3 separate regions of the Homo sapiens genome follow, and regions 1 and 3 are each linked to region 2. A link is a contact called in ENCODE Hi-C data. All regions are on one chromosome and are shown on one strand. The core of a region is the stretch at or near the end of the contact, and the rest is flanking DNA. Distances in the headings are between cores, read along the strand shown.

Region 1 (3,109 bases), core at 179-2,678, 380 kb after region 2:
TAAGGTGAGTAAGGAAAGCAAAATTAAACTTGGAGACTTGGGTTCTAAATATAGCTTGTCTACATCCTAGCTGCAAGATCTTAGGCAACTCAACTAACCTCTCTGAACATCACAGATAAAATGGGGAATAATAACATTATCTAGCTCAAGGGTATCGTACAAATTATACAATATATGTAAAGTGCAAAGCATAGTTCCTGCACATAGTAAGTGCTCCATAAGTTAAATATAATAATAATCATAGTAAAATAATATTCTTAACTACAATCTTATTAAAAGGTTATTACCTAGAGTTTAAGCTGTGGGGTTATTTCCATTTGCACAAAGTGTGATAGAAATTTGGCTCTGTAGTTCCTAGCAGCCAATGTAAGAGTAAAACAAAAAAGTTTGTAAGTATCAAAAGATTTATTTACTTAAATATAAGAACCCTACAATAATGCTTCCAAACTAGGGTTTGCAGAATTACCACAAGGGCTCTGTCTGTCTAAAAGTCCCCCAAGCATTATCTATTGTTCAAATAAATGAGTTGCACATGTGTGTACTTTTATTTTTAAAGGCATATAGATATTGTATTAATAAAACCAATTCATCTAATTGTATTGTTGAATTTATACTTTTTGCCAGTAAGCATTTTCCTAATAGATGGACTTAACTAAGAACATCAGAATGGTGAAGAGCATTGTGTTAATACAATTCATTGTCTTATTTGTTAAAAAAGTTGAAAAAGTATTGCTGAGAAAAAGGAAACAAGTTAACTTTTGTTAAAGGTATCTCTTGGTTTTCACTGTCCTTTCCCTCATCAGTAGCGCCAAGAACATCTTAAGTCACAGAAACATTAGTTTTTGGAAGCAGGGTTTGCTGTAACTATAGTAGAAATGACATTCTGATTCCACTCCTAGCTTCACAAGGATATCTGTGAAAGATTTGGGGCAAAACTGTTAAGCTGTCTGAAAGTGCTTTTGCATAAGAAATGGGTTTTACTGCTAAAACTGTCATATTGCTGAGTTTTGAATGCCCTAATGGTAAATGATACTGGGTTGCCAAAAATAACCAGATTAGTAGTTTTTTCATTCATTTGGCCGTCTCAGTAAGTCAAATATTGATACTTTCTACTAAGTCATCTTGCCAACACCCATTTTGTTATACTTATGCTGAATCTGTTTGTCATCTCTTAAGTAAGAAAATTATTGATTATTTTGTGGGGATTTAATTTAAAAAAAATGGTAATGGATACTGTAAAGGAGCATTATTTGGATGGTTTAAAAACATCTTCCTTGATGGGAAAATCTTTTAAAAGGCTTTCTAACTTGGTGTAATTACTTGAATTAAGGAAGTGCAATGCCATTCTACTGACTTAGAACAACTTTTTTGACTTCCTGCAAAGAGGACCCTTACAGTATTTTTGGAGAAGTTAGTAAAACCGAATCTGACATCATCACCTAGCAGTTCATGCAGCTAGCAAGTGGTTTGTTCTTAGGGTAACAGAGGAGGAAATTGTTCCTCGTCTGATAAGACAACAGTGGAGAGTATGCATTTATTTATTTACTTTTACATTTTTGATTCGTTTTTACAGAGAAAAACTTCTACAGAGATAACAATTATTTTGCTTTTCAGAAGGACGCATGCTGTTTCTTAGGGACACGGCTGACTTCCAGATATGACCATGTATTTGTGGCTTAAACTCTTGGCATTTGGCTTTGCCTTTCTGGACACAGAAGTATTTGTGACAGGTAAGTACAAGGATATTAATATTTTTTAAATTATTTTTTCTCTTTTGGAGGAATGTTTGAAATAGACATAAAAATAATTTAAATGTGTTGGTAACTGGAAGTGAGAAGCCTGCTGTAAACCATCAAGATTGTTGTCTCAGGGAGACATAGCTAGTTGTGTGACAGAATACATTGTTTCTGTTTACAAAGACATAAATGTTTCGGGACAAAAAATACAATTTTAAAAGGAAAGCAATGTCTATCTGTATCTTTATTTACAACTGTTCAAAGATATTACAAAAGCAACATTATTACTTAACTTCCAAAGTGACAATAACACACATTTATAAAAGCCTGAGAATTTTTTAATGATAAAATAAGTGAGTTTTTATTCTTTTAACAAATTTGATCTTTTAAAAAGTCATAAAACAGCTTTGGTTGTATGTAAGCCACTCCCTCTTTTCAGACCTGAAGTTTGCTTCCTCAAATTTTGAATTTAATTGACATATTTTATTGAATACTTGGGTATATAATAGTTCAAAAATATATTGAGATATTTAGTAAAATATTAACTTTCTGCAATTTTTATCACAGAATGTATTTTAAATCAAGTTTTTAGTTTCTTGTTAATAGTTTTAATACATTTTTGCTTTAGAAATTCTTGTGGAGCCACCGCCCTTCCTGGGTGGTGGGTAAATATTACAGCCTTGATGAGATAGAAATATTTAAACTCTTAAAAATCATGCAAATGCTGTATTCAGTAGGAAAATGCAACTAGTTGGACTTCCAGTGCCTATTAAAGTTTGAAATCTTTGCACATTTATGGTCTATTCAATGGATAGTTCTTGAGCGGCGTCAATATGAATCATGAGTACATTTCAATAGATTATAGAATGTAACTAATAATTAATATTTAATATTTCTCTTTATGATGTAGTATCTAAAAGGACATTGAAAATAAAATTTTTGTAGAAATTCCAAAAAGTATAAAAAGTATTTTAAAACAACTTGCTTATTACAATTCACTTTGAAGTCTTTTTTTGACTTTTACCGTTCTTCTTTCCTCTGAAAGTCAGGGAAGTAGCTACCTCTTGAGCATGTTACATTGACAATTTCTATTTGGAGAGGAAAGAAAGAGGAAAGAAAAACAACATAAGATTTTTGTTGTTGTTGTTGTGGCTGTTTTGCTTTTTATTGCAAAGGTGAATTTTTTAAAAATCTATATATTTGCAGCATTTGTCTTAGTACAGAAAATGTTTATCAAGTTACCATCCCTTTAAAGCTTATGATAATAAAAAGTAAATTATAAAGAATAATAATCTCAATGAAGTGATATATGTATATTATCACAAATCAGAACAGATTTTCATTTAAAATTCCCACTCAGGAAATGTCGAAAA
Region 2 (3,103 bases), core at 295-2,794:
ACACTATTTTACTGTGTGGCAGCCATTGTCAGTGAGTTTTTTTTAGGAAGAAAAGCTAAAATAATACTTTATGTATTTATACAAATAAACATAAAGTGATAATATTGTTCAGATTTACCTTTTGATTCAGGTGATCTCAAAAAGTCTTCCCCAAAGTATTCTTTGATATTGAATGCTTACCTTTTATTTACTTATGTTTGTTAGTTGCTTTAAAGTATTTTTCAAGCAAATAACTTTTTAATTTCTATTAATAAGTTACTTTTTATCATCTTAAGTTTAGATTCTGCATGTTTGCATATAATTAGAAATTAGGATTATATATGATCAGAAATTTGTGGACAATGATAGCACTTCCATAATACATAGGCTGATTTTAATATATTCGTAACCTCTGTGGCTCTGCCTTCAATCTCTTTTTCAGTGTTCATTGTGATTAATAAATTTATCTTGCAGCTTTTATGAACTTCATTTAATCTCTATAGACTTCCTTTCAGATTTCCAATTGTTATTTGAATAAATGAAAACTAAGCATTTGTAAGAATAATTCATAAATGACATTTAAAAGATACAGAACAATTTGGTAAATTAATGTTAGTTTTTACTTGTCAAGGTGGAATAGGCTTTTATCTTTAAAATTAAAGCTTTTTAATTTTAATTACTTGTACTTGCAATCTTAAGCATTTCTAAGCAGATAAGAAACAGAAAATTTCCAGTTTTATGGATTGTTTAACATTTTGGGGTTAAACTACTATATGGCAGACACTGTACTTGACAATAGGGACACAATAGTGGGACACAATAATTAAATCCAACATTTTTGTGTGGAAAATAGACAATAAATCAAATAATTATAGCAAAAAATAAATCAAATAATTATAGCCAAAAAGGAAATGACCATGCTGTGGTATTAGAGACAAACTAGAGGAGGAGAGCATTTTAGATAGAGTGTGCAGCAAAGGCCTCTCCGAGGATGTGAAATTTAAGCGTAGGTGGAGGATAAGGAGTCAGTCATCTGAAGGGTAGTGACAGGAAGGTTCCAGCTGTAGAGCCGGGCACGGTGACTCAACGCCTGTAATCCCAGCATTTTGGGAGGCTGAGGCGGGCAGATGACGAAGTCAAGAGATCAAGACCATCCTGGCCAACATGGTGAAACCCTGTCTCTACTAAAAATACAAAAATTAGCTGGGTGTGGTGGCACACGCCTGTAGTCCCAGCTACCTGGGAGGCTGAGGCAGGAGAATCGCTTGAACCCGGGAGGTGGAGGTTACAGTGAGCCAAGATCACGCCACTGCACTCCAGCCTGGAGACAAAGCAAGACTCTCTCAAAAAAGAAAAACAACAACAACAAAAACTTGCTTAGTATATATTTTTAAGTACTTTGTTTTCTGCATTTTAAATGGTCTTTCTTCTAACAATTTGACATATGCCTTTTTAAGGGGATATTTCTGTTAAGTTACTAGAAGGATTTCATTTCCTTTTAAAGAAATCTAGTGTTAACCTTTTCAGTTTCATTAGCTATGAGTAATTTTGGCAAAATTTTAAGATGACAAAAGAAAACCTTTAAAATGATTCAGAGAATACCAAGAATTTATCAGTCATTACTTGCCTAACCACAGCTCATCCCTTGCTCTTACCAAGTATAAAATGAGTTTAAAAACCTGAAGAAACTTTGGTGGAGCTGAATGAAAATGATGCCTCCTAAAGACTTGTTTGTACATATTATATGCAAGATATTCTTACAAAGTCCATATTTTCACCCAAGACATACTGCTTTTTCTTGCTCATGAAATCATCGGACAGCTTTGAATCTGTGTTTGGGAATGATGTAATCTAAATATTCATTATTATTTATTTTTGTCTTGACTTGTTGGCTGAGAGAAAAAGAAAGATAAGATACTTCTGAATTTCCAGTTAAATGTATTTGTAAATGTATTTTGCTCAGAATTTAGTTTTGCTTTAGATGTGCCATCAATGCTTATTTCTCCCTGTGTTTGAGGAGTGACTTTTGATATTATTGAAAATTCAGTTAAAAATAAAAGTCAATTTGTAATTCTAAATTAATTTTTATAACTTGAATTAAAGATTTTCTATGTAGCATGTTTCTATCTTGATATGTTGTATCTTGTTATGGTTTCCTAAAACTCTTATACATCTATTATTCATTCTTATCTCACTCACCCTCTTTTGTTTTTAAAAATGTTGTTCCACATCATAGAGACATTGATTACTGAGAGATTAAATACATATATGTCTCCAAGTTTGTGATTTTCTTCATTTTAATTACTGGTACTATATGGGCATTATTCTTTCTCTGCCTCCTAAAACAAACAAACAAAAATACCAGGAATTACATCAAGATCTGATATACTTACAATTTTGTGCTTTCCAGTATATCTTTGATTTATCTCAAATTCCTTGTAAATAGCATTTCCTGAGAATGGCATCAGCATTTATGATGTGTCAAGAATCAGTTATTTCTCATGCCATTTTGATTTAAAGTGCAAGTAGTCTGTGTGTGTGTGTTTCATACCTATAACTAATATCAAGTTCAAATTTTTCTGTTTCCATTAGTGTTTGTTTTATTGTTTAACATGTTGATATAATAATCCCTTTGGGGGAATGAATGGCATTTCTATGTGAAATTGCTAAATGTAAAGCTTATTCCTTCAGTTCAAGAACTTTCGATTTTACACACACACTCACACACACACACACATATATATTTTCCTGAAGGGCATTACGCATTCCTGCTTATATAAATCAGTTATTGAGAGCCCTTCCAGCCAGCCATGCTCACCCCCATTAAGGTTCTTACATCACTTTGAACAAGTAGCACTTACAAGTTGCGTGTTAATTTTCTGTGTTGCAGTCTGCATTCTGCATCTGACACTGTGCATCTTAAAGGACTGCAAGATGGTTTTCTTATTTGTATCTGTAATAAAATCTGATAGTAAGATGGCATTCAGCATGGATTTTTATATGTAGAAAGGGTGGGCATTAACAGTTTAAGCTTGTCTGTACTCAGGATCAGGTTATTCATATTAATAATTTGTGTGTAGAGTTAAAACTATGATGCTCTTGGAGAAAATTTCTGCAAGGTTTT
Region 3 (2,894 bases), core at 175-2,674, 340 kb after region 2:
TCCCATTGTCTTTGCTATTAACATTTGACTCCTCTTTACTTATGCAAATTTCTGCAGCTGGCTTGAATTTTTCCCAAAACATGGGTTTTTCTTTTCTACTGCATGGCCAGGCTGCAAATTTTCTAAACTTCTATGCTCTGCTTCTCTTTTAAATATAAGTTCAAGATTCAGATAATCTATGTTCATGCATATGAGCATATATTTTAGAAACAGCCAGGTCACATCTTGAATGCTTTGCTGCTTAGAAATTTCTCCCGCCAGATACCCTAAATCATCTCTCTCAGGTTCAAAGTTCCACAGATCTCTAGTGCAGAGGCAAATGACACCAGTCTGTTTGCTTAAAGGATAGCAAGAGTGACCTTTACTCCAGTTCCCAGTATGTTCTTCATCTCCATTTGAGAACACCTCAGCTTGGACTTCATTGTCCATATCACTATTGGCATTTTGGTCAAAACCATTCAACAAGTCTCTAGGAAGTTCTAAACTTTCCCACATATTCCTATCTTCTGAGCTTTCAAAACTTTTCTAACTTCTGCCTATTACCCAGTTCCAAAGTCAGTTGCACATTTTCAGGTATCTTTATAGCAATACCCCACCCTTCTGTTACCAATTTTCTGTATTAGTGTGTCCTCACACTGCTATAAAGAACTACCTGAGACTGGGTAATTTATGAAGAAAAAAGGTTTAATTGACTCATAGTTCTTCAGGCTTAACAAGAAGCATGAATGGGAAGCCTCAGGAAACTTACAATCATGGCAGAAGGTGAAGGGGAAGCAAACACTTTATTCACATGGTGGCAGGAGAGAGAGAGTGAGCAAAAGTGGAAGTCCCACACACTTTTAAACCATCAGATCTTGTGAGAATTCACTTGCTATCATGAGAACAGCATGGGGGAAATCCAGCCCCTGTGAGTCAATCATCTCCCAAGAGGTTCTTCCCCCAACTTTGGGAATTACAATTCAACATGAGATTTGGGTGGGGGCAGAGCCAAACCACATCAATATTTATTGCCTTCTTAACAAGATGTCTGGAGTAGGATATTTCAGTTTTGATTTATCAGAATTCTGGGTGAATATTTAGTGATTTATAGGACTTCTTAACACTGCTACCCAGAAATGACACCTCACTTGCATTCCCATTTTATTGGTCCAAGCAACTATGATGACAAGACTATTCAGGCATGAGGAGAGACAGCCAAATCACATTATTAAACCAAGTTGTGGCTCATGGCTCACATGTCAGAGAACACAAGGAGAAAGTGAAGCGACATCTACAGTAGAGCAAGGGAAAGACTAGGGAGAACAGGATAAGGGAGAGAGTGAGGAAAGAGCGAGACAAGAGGTGGTATATCTGACTCTCTTCTTTTATCAGATAAGAAACATCTTTCTAGGAACACATGCAGCAGAAGCATGCTTTCACTCACTTCTTGTTGGCAATAACAAGTCTACCTGGCACTCCCTAGCTATAAGGGAAGTTGAAAAAGGAAGTATCTGACTTTTTAAAAATTTGTTGTGAAAAGAGAGAGGAGTTAGGGAACCCCCATTAGATAATTTAGTCAACTATGACTTCCATATTCCTCCCACTCAATGGTAAATGATTAAAAAGTAGTTTAGTAGGTCAGCCCCAGAATTCACTTCATTACCCAGCTTCATCATCAAAACTATACTTTAATTCAAAATTCAAAATATTATGTCATCCAGTTTATCAAGAAGCCCATATAGTTTTGATATTTTCTTTTGATTTCTGTATGAATTTGTCATGAAACTTTTAATTTCTTTACAAACAGGTTTCTGATTTTGAACCTTTCCACCTTCAAATTTCACCCTCACCCTCATCACCCTCTTCAAATTCAAAGCCTCAAGTCTTGTCAATCTTACCTCAAAACTATATCTGGATCCTGTTGATTTTTCTCCATCTCTTTCTTTCCATTCTTTTTTCCAAGCATCAAGCATCATTAATTTTCATTTTGACCAATGCGCTAGCTCCCTGGCTGATATCCTTACATCAGTTCTTGGATCTCCATAGTACATGCATCATATTATGCAAAGTTTTTAAAGGAGAGCTTTTAAAAATGTAAGTCAGATTAATTTTTTTTTGAAAAATAGCAAAAAAAAAGGAATAAAAATGTAAGTTAGATTTTGTAACTCCTTGCTTAAAACTTTTGATAATCTTCCCATTGTGCAACTCCTAAACTCCTTAGGGTGGACCACACCCCACTGAGAATTACTTGAGTAAAGGGACTGTAACTGTTTTGCTAACATCATACATATAGCAAAAGGAAAATAGGACAGTGCCTGTTATTTATATGTATGCGTGTGTGTAAGTGTGTGCATGCATAGGTGTGCAGGTGTGTGTGTTACATGAAAAAATAAATGATAGAATTGTAATTATTATTATAGTTTCTATAAGATTTATAGTAGAAACTCTTTAAACAAGCTCCTCACTTTTACCAAAGGCCGCTTTCATATACAATTGGATAATGTGATCATCTAGCCAAGGAGGTAAAATAATATTGATTAAAGCCATGTAAATACTGAGATAATGTATATAAATATGTAAATACCTAACAGACTATTATCAATTCTGTAATTTTATAGGACCCTCCTACATTAAGCATTGAAATTTTGTCTAAAAATATTAGTTGGATCCACCATTTCACCAATTTGAAACGATACTTGAAGGCTATTCTTTTAACATTTGACTACATAAAGCTAATAAAATATCTAGTGATGAAAAAAGAAACTGCTATATGAAATAATATATCTGGTTTACTCTACAGATACACCTAAGTATGAAGACATAAATATGATCTAGAAGTAACATAAAATATTAACGATGTTTTTGTATTAGTTTCCATTTATTCTCACTAGATGATTAACGAGACTTTTAGTCAG

Evidence for each region. Hi-C counts contacts between places; a loop is a spot of excess contacts on that map. Pooled maps may share reads with other maps.
Region 1: a loop to region 2 is called in a pooled map, with 4 times the contacts of the local background. The contact joins the promoter of PTPRC here to the enhancer-like site in region 2. A Hi-C loop is called at or near these places in 2 of 37 single-sample maps with no recorded cell type and 6 of 50 pooled maps.
Region 3: a loop to region 2 is called in a pooled map, with 6 times the contacts of the local background. The contact joins two enhancer-like sites. A Hi-C loop is called at or near these places in 3 of 37 single-sample maps with no recorded cell type and 10 of 50 pooled maps.

What each region holds. Positions count from the first base shown.
Region 1 is chr1:198,637,612-198,640,720 of GRCh38, forward strand. It overlaps PTPRC (protein tyrosine phosphatase receptor type C), which reads left to right and starts at 1,429. Exons shown (of 33, transcript NM_002838.5): 1 at 1,429-1,526; 2 at 1,615-1,730. The coding sequence starts at 1,658.
Region 2 is chr1:198,257,112-198,260,214 of GRCh38, forward strand. All of the region lies in intron 3 of NEK7 (NIMA related kinase 7), which reads left to right. Among named protein-coding and RNA genes, the nearest start is that of NEK7, 100 kb to the left of the region's middle. Within about 2 kb of position 1,545, at least 2 of the 41 ENCODE cell types and tissues checked have a DNase peak (open chromatin) inside an H3K27ac peak, as active enhancers do.
Region 3 is chr1:198,601,172-198,604,065 of GRCh38, forward strand. No RefSeq gene overlaps it. Among named protein-coding and RNA genes, the nearest start is that of PTPRC, 36 kb to the right of the region's middle. Within about 2 kb of position 1,425, at least 2 of the 41 ENCODE cell types and tissues checked have a DNase peak (open chromatin) inside an H3K27ac peak, as active enhancers do.